Linked DNA regions of Mus musculus: region 1 is linked to region 2. A link is a contact called in ENCODE POLR2A ChIA-PET data. All regions are on one chromosome and are shown on one strand. The core of a region is the stretch at or near the end of the contact, and the rest is flanking DNA. Distances in the headings are between cores, read along the strand shown. Region 1 holds the start of Borcs6 (BLOC-1 related complex subunit 6). Region 2 holds the start of Pfas (phosphoribosylformylglycinamidine synthase (FGAR amidotransferase)).

What was found. ChIA-PET counts read pairs that join two places held with the same protein, here RNA polymerase II (POLR2A).
Region 1: POLR2A ChIA-PET joins it to region 2 with 28 read pairs in Patski. The contact joins the promoter of Borcs6 here to the promoter of Pfas in region 2. POLR2A ChIA-PET finds 5 or more read pairs at or near these places in 4 of 5 experiments (Patski and embryonic stem cell).

Annotation. Positions count from the first base shown.
Region 1 is chr11:69,058,454-69,061,907 of GRCm38, reverse strand. It overlaps Borcs6 (BLOC-1 related complex subunit 6), which reads right to left and starts at 2,133. Exons shown (of 1, transcript NM_028005.3): 1 at 332-2,133. The coding sequence starts at 2,110. The coding sequence ends at 1,028.
Region 2 is chr11:69,006,674-69,010,628 of GRCm38, reverse strand. Pfas (phosphoribosylformylglycinamidine synthase (FGAR amidotransferase)) reads left to right here and starts at 2,169. Exons shown (of 28, transcript NM_001159519.1): 1 at 2,169-2,226.

The DNA.
Region 1 (3,454 bases), core at 884-3,383, 51 kb before region 2:
GATCAGCACAGGATAGAGCTGTCAAGAGTTTATATTTCTCTATATTTCCTCTATAACCAAGACAACCAATCTGCCCAGTGTCTATCTATCCATCGGGAGCAGAGAAGCCCTTTCCCCTCAAGACCCTTGCTCGTGTTTCTGCTTTAGTGGCTCTTCGGGCCCTTTATGATCTCCCTCAGCTCTGACGCATCTCCTCCATCTAACTTAAGACTTCCTCCCCCACACTCCCAGTTCCCACTCCCGGGAGCTCTGGAGCCACAGGGGCCTTCATTCCCATTCCTTTGGCTTCTTCAACCCCTTCGACCCCACACAAAAAAACAGGCTCAGCCTTAGCAGCAGCAGCACTTTAATTCCACAAAAACTCAGAAAGCCAAAATTAATTAGAATACTCCACAACAGGTGGGCTTCAAAACCAGTAACAATTCGACCGGAACCCTGAGAGCAGTGAGACACTCCCCCGTGCCCCCCACCGCTCTCCCTCCATCATGAAATGTGCTCCTCCACCCCGTGGCATTTTAGGGGACCAGAGGAAAGAAGCGGGAGGTTATGCAGATGTTGCGCCCTCACCCTCGCATGGTGTGTGGGCAAGAACCGCTCAAGTTCCTAAAGCCCCTGGCACTTGAGGTGTGTGACCATTGGGATCCGGATAGCCGCAGCGGGGCTGAGGTCTCTCTGATCACACATTCGTGTCTGCCCCACCCTCCAGCAGAGATCTAAGGGCCTGTATTCCCATGGACGGTGTTCTAGCTTAGGGAGAAGGGTCAGGAAGAACAGGGTAGCTATAGATGGCCAACTGAATAAAAGCAGAGCTACATCCCTTTTCACCAGGAGAATCCTCACAACTTCCCCATTCACACTCCATAGGCTTAGAATGGGCACAGGCCTCCTAAACGCTTGTGGAAGAACCTCTAACGTACAGGCATCCCCTCAGCAAGCAGTTTCCACCAGGGCTCTTTGAAGAATCCTGAGGGTCCTACTGGACCCTGGTCTGGCCAGGTTACGCATGGTCTCTCCTCTATGCTCCTGGTCACTTGCATAGGGCCTCCAACACCTCCAGCGTGCGTCGGATATCTCGGACTTGGCGTGCCAGCCCCTGAACCGGTTGCAAAGCCCGTTCCAGCTCCTCGCAGCGCGCAAGTAAGGTGTACATGCCCTTAATGCTCATGTCCACGGCTTCACCTAAGGAGTCCACCGCGTCGCGGTAGGTCTGGATACAGCCCACACTCAACGCTGTCAGCTCTTGCACCGCACCACCCAGCCCGCGAAGCAGACGGTCTACCCGGCCGCCCAGCTCGCGACTCAGCCGCTCCAGATCCCTCAGCACGTCCGGGTCGATGGGAGGGATGGTGGGGGTGGGTGCGGGCGTTAGGCAGGGCCGCACAGAGGCAGGGGGAACGGGTGGTGGGGCGCCACTCAGTCGGATCTTGAGTTGTAGGTTGTTGGCCACAAAGTGAGTAAGGTCGCCGTGGCGGCTCACCGTGCCCTCCAGCTCTAGGGGGCTGGAGATAGTGGCGCGACGTCCTCCGCCCGCGCCGGTCTCGCCACTGGATGAAGACCCCCCTCCACCGCACGCCCCACTCAGCCCGTCCAGGCTGCGGCTGTCCTGAAGGCGGCTGGGGAAGGAGCGGCCAGCCCTACCCGCCGCCGCCTCTTCGTCCTCGTCGTCGTCGTCGTCACCCTCTTGCTGCGGCAGCTCCACATTCATCTCGACGCCTCCGGGGCTCCCTCGACGGCAGACCCTCAGAGCGGAGGGCTGATCCTCGCTGGGCTCCGGCTCCGGGTACCAGGAGGACGGGGGCGGGGCGTGCTCGGAACCTGGCACCCCCCGGCGTCCCCGGGCCCCTGACGGCGTCGCCCGGGAGCTCGGCTTGTCCTCCCAAGTGTCCAGCTCCGGCCCATGGGCGATGCTGCCGCTCCAAGTCTTTGGGGACGCTCGGGGATGACGGCTCGAGACCCCAACGCTCTCAGCCTCTTCCTCCCCGGACAGCGTCCGGACTGAGGGCGGCTTCGAGGGCGTTCGGGACGGCCTGCCGCTGAAAGTCGCGGCCTGGTGCTCAGCTCCGACCGAAAGCTCCGGCTCCGGCCCGAGCCGCCCCTGGGCGGCCTCCATACTGAGGGTGGGGGCCGGAACCGCGAGTCGTCCGCCGGGCTCCCCGGTCAGCGGCGGCGCCTTTAAGGGGCGTTGGCGGAGGCGCGCCGATTGGCAGCCGGATGATAATGGTCCGGACAGGAAGAGCTCTGTGATTGGTCGCCACCCCAGGAAGTTCCGGGAGGAGGGCTGTTATTGAACTGCAGAACACAAGTGAAAGCCAGTCGGGTGGCAGCTCCGGGGTGACAGCTGTGCGCGGGGCCCCGCCCCTTCGGAAAGTTGAGGGGGCGGGTCTTAAAAGACCCGAGCCCCGGAGCGCCGGAGTCCCACCGGGGCGGAGCTTAGGCTCTATGTCCACGGTGGTGTCGTCCGGAATTACCGCCGAGCAGTCGCACTCCACCGGGGATCGTTTTTGGAAGCTCTAGGGGTTCTTGGATGCTCAGGGTTGGACCGAACCGAGCTAGAAAACCGAGAAAGAAAAACAGCAGCGCCAAGAGAGAGAAAGCCGGAATTCCCAGCGGAACGGGGCTGATTGGTTCCATCCTTGAAACATTGACAGACTGATCGTTGAAGCGCCCAGAGTGACTCACTGTGCAGGGGAATTGCAGGTCGTGGACTTTCCTGTGCTTTTGTCACTCTTCGGCCTCCTGTCCCCTCTGCGTAGAGCATTTCTCTCATTGGAGGATAATATTGAGGGTTGTTTGTTTGTTTGTTGTCACAAGAGAAAATATTCCATAGGTGAAAGAATCAGACGTTTTGATAAGCACGCTCGGGAAAATAAAGGGCTGTGATTGAGAGTAAGAAGGACTAGTTAGATGAGGCCTCGGTCGGGAAAGGTCTCTGATGGGAACTATCAAGGGCATCAACTCAGCTTGCTGACAGAGGGAGGAAACCTCAGAGGCAAAGAGGTTTGATATAAACAAGAAACGCTGGGGTACGGAGTGTGGGGGAAGGACAGAGAGAAGACACCAGGGCTAAAATAAATGAGAAGGGAGAGGATTAACAACATCCAGATCGAAGATTCAGGACCCCCGGGCCACATTCCCAGGGCACTGTGGTTTCTGTAACAGATGGAGAGTCTTTCCAAGGGCCGTGGGACAGGAATCAAATGGTAGAAAAGTCGTCAACTGCAACACAGCCAAAGCTCTGGGACCCTTCTAGTTAGCAAAACAATGAATTAATATTCTTCCTTGGTTTAGAATCTTTGTATACCCCCGGCTGTCCTGGAAGTAGCTTTGTAGACCAGGCTGCCCTCAAACTCACATCACAGAGATCTTTCTGCTTCTGCCTCCCAAGTTCTGGCTGGGGTTAAAGGCAGAAGGACACCTGTTCCTGTTTTTGAAACTGAATCCTGTGTGGAAAGTG
Region 2 (3,955 bases), core at 920-3,419:
TTATAGTTCCTTTTCCATTTGGTAAAATCTAGTCATTTTACCTTGGGACAAAACCTCCCCCTCCCCCCACCCTGTTTTTAAAATTTTATTCATTTTGTTTCTTGTTTTAGAGTGGGGCTTCATGTAGTCCAGGTTTACCTTATGCTATGTAGCCAAAAATGACCTTGAATTTCTGATCCTCATGCCTCTACTTCCCAAGTGTGATTACAGGAGTGAAGCACCATGCTTTGGCAACATTTTATCACATAAAAATTCTTCCTAATTAAAAAAAAAAAAAAAAAAGCCAGGCAGCCACGGCTACACAGAGAAAACCTGTCTTGAAAAAAAATAATAATAGGGGCTGGAGAGGTGGCTCAGCAGTTCGGAGCACTGACTGCTCTTCCAGAGGTCCTGAGTTCAAATCCCAGCAACCACATGGTGGCTCACAATCACCTGAAATGAGATCTGTCTGAATATATGAAGTAAATAAATAATAATAAAATAAATAATAAAATAATAATACATAAAATAATAATAAATAACTAAATAATAATAAAATAAATAATAAAATAATAATACATAAAATAATAATAAATAACTAAATAATAATAATAAATAAAAAATAGAGCTGGAGAGATGGCTCAGTGATTCAGAGCACTGACTACTATCCCGAAGGTCCTGAGTTCAAATCCCAGCAAGTACAAGGTGGCTCACAACCACGGGTAATGAGATCTGACACCCTCTTCTGGAGTGTGTGCAGACACCTACAGTGTACTAACATATAATAAATAAATAAGTAAATCTTTAAAATACATATATGTATATGCACACATACTCTCATATCCATATATGCCACATATAGTCTCATAGCCTTTCTATGTATATAGAGATGAAGTCTTTACTTTCAGAAGACAGAGCAATATAAATAAATTTACCAGCTTAATAAAGAAAGGAGCTGCTGGAGAGATGGCTCAGCTGTTAAGAGCACTGACTGCTCTTCCAGAGGTCCTGAGTTCAATTCCCAGCACTCACATGGTGGCTCACAATCGTCTGTTATGAGATTTGATGCTCTCTTCTGGTGTGTCTGAAGAGAACAACACTGTACTCACATAAAATAAATAAATCTTGAATAAATAAAAGGAACCTAAATTTCATTTCCAAAATCTATTTAAACATTGTCTCTTGTTTCTTGCTGTTGCAGGTCTTAGGCTGGCTGTATTGTATTGCATAGGGTCTTTTAAAAGGCTGTTTTGTGAAGGGGGCAGTGGTTGCCCAGGCCTGTAATCCCAGTCTTGAGTCTCGGTGAGTTGGAGGCCATCCTGGTCTACAGGGCTAGTTCTGGGGCAGCCAAAGCTACACAAAGAATTTTCTTTCTTTTGTTTGTTTTGTTTTAAAAAGGGTTTTGGGGTACTTTGCCTAGATTTTACATTAGTCTGAGAATCTCAGACTGTTACATTCTATTAAGGTCAAAGTAACAGAAGTTCTAAATTAAATGACCTTGGAAAACCAATTTATCTTGCATAAACAAAGAAGGCAGAAGGGAGAAAAATACAGAGAGCCAAAACAGTTTTACACGTTAACTTTTTAAATGTAATTTAGGCTAGTGTACTGGATGGTTTTGTGTGTCAACTTGACAACAAGTTAAGAGTCACCTCCAGCCGTAAGGCACTTTCAGTGATCAATAAAATAACATTTTCTCAAGTGATATTTCAAATTCGAGGCGTCTTCTCTTTTTTGAATTTTGTTTTGTCTTTTTTTTTTTTTTAAGATTTATTTATTGTTATATGTAAGTACACTGTAGCTGTCTTCAGACACACCAGAAGAGGGCATCAGATCTCATTGCGGATGGTTGTGAGCCACCATGTGGTTGCTTGAACTCAGGACCTTTGGAAGAGCAGTCAGTGCTCTTACCTGCTGAGCCCTCACCAGCCCCTGTTTTGTCTTTTTGACAGAGGGTTTCTCTGTACATCCTTGGCTGGCCTCGAACTTGCTATGTGGACCAGACTAGTCTAGAATTCAAAGATACTCCTGTCTGCTCTGGCCTCCCAGTGCTGGGATTACAGGCTTGGACTTCTAAAAGAGATTCAGGTTTGTCACTCAAACAGCCCCAACCCACCGCGGGGAGCCTTGGCACCGCCCACAGCCGGCCCGCGCGAATCGCTTCTCCGGCGGTGGCGCTCTCTGATGACGTACAACGAGCGCGCGCCAAGGACTCGTGGGTCTCTGGCGCAAACTGGCGGGCTTCAGGTGAGTACAACCTACGCGTCCTTCCCTGAGTTCGCTTCCTGATGCGGTTCCATTGCTCACACATTCAAACCGAATCCAGGCCGCGTCGTTTTCCCCATTAGGGCGGGTTGGGTCCATCTGGATCCACATGCCTTGGGTAGAGCATCTGTTGGAGCGCGTGTTCTGCAGGCACTCGGTGTAGGTGGACGACCAGACTGAAATAGCCTCATCTCATGGTCTCATTCATCCATCCCTGAAATAGCCTCATCTCATGGTCTCATTCATCCATCCATTCATTCATTCATTCATTCATCCAACCATTCATTCATCAGAAAAATGTGAAGACCACCTGCTTTGTATCAGGCACCATACTAGTCGTTGGGAATACAGTGCCGAAATAAAACCCGGTTCCGATATTTCTGAAACTTACATTTCGCTGGGAATGATAGACGAAATAACTGCAGAGGGCTGCAGATGTAGCTCAGGGTCCTGGGTTCGAGTCTTACAACCTCATAAATCAGGTGTTGTGAAGAACACGAGAAATTACAGCACTCGAGGTTTTGGGAGTAGAAGGACTAGAAATTACCCTCAGTTATATAGCTATTTAGAGGTCAGCCTGAGCTAAATGAGACCCTGGGTGTTTCTCTGTGTAACCCTGGATGTCCTGGCCAGCCTTTAACTCAGAGAGATTCACCTGCCTCTGCCTCCTGGGATTAAAGGCATGTGCCACCTTTGCTTTTTTTTTTTTTTTAAAGGAGGACTGTATGGAGGCAGGGAACTGAGGTGTGATGGGAATAAAGGGTCTGTTCATTTAACAACTCGTGTGGTTGGTTGGTTGATTTTGTTTTTTTGAAACGGTCTCATTTTACAGCCCTGATTGACTTGCAACTCTATGTAAATCCTGAAATCCTGAGATTCACCTTCCTTTGCTGGGATTCAGAGCCCGTACCACCATGCCTAGCAGAGGCAAGTGTTTATTCATTAAGCCACCTCACCAGTGTAGAAGTCATGGTCTTTTCACTGTCTGTGGCAAATAGGATGTGGTTGTGCAGTAGTGGAATCAGACCATTGAAGAATTCGGTGCAATTGGGTGTGGTGATGCATGCCCCTAGGTAGGCTCCACATTAGAAGGCAGTGGCAAGAAGACTGATTTCCAGACCAGCCTGGGCTATATGATAACCTGACCTTTTCCTCATAAAACAACAGCAACAGAGAAAACAATACGCTGATCAGTCCAAATGAATGATAGTGGTGCCGTGGACTCAGGAGGTGATAGACCTGAAAAGGCAAGAGATTTAATGTATGTGTGGAAGTAGAGTTGTTATATGGAGAGTGATTATATGGAGAGATTGAGGGAAAAGAGTAGTTAAGGTTGGCGTCAGTCTTACTTTTTCTAGTTCTGTGGATTGAACGTCAGGCCTTGCACGTGCTAGGCAAGTGCTTTGTCACTGAATCCTATGCCTGTGCAAACAGTTGCAACTGTTTGGATGGAGTAGTGTTCCCTATAATAGAGAAGAGCAGAGGCATAGCCAATCTGCCTGACTGGGGGCACCAGCCATACTACAGTTACTGCCTACCTTCCAGCTCCCTTCCCATGAACTCTTCCTCTCAAAAGAACAAAAAGGGAAGAAGAAAGAGAAGTCTCTCAATAAGTCTAGGCTGTGGGGGCTGGAGAGATGGTTCAGTGGTTAAGAGCACTGACTGCTCTTCCAGAAGTCCTGAGTTCAATTCCCAGCAACCACATGGTGGC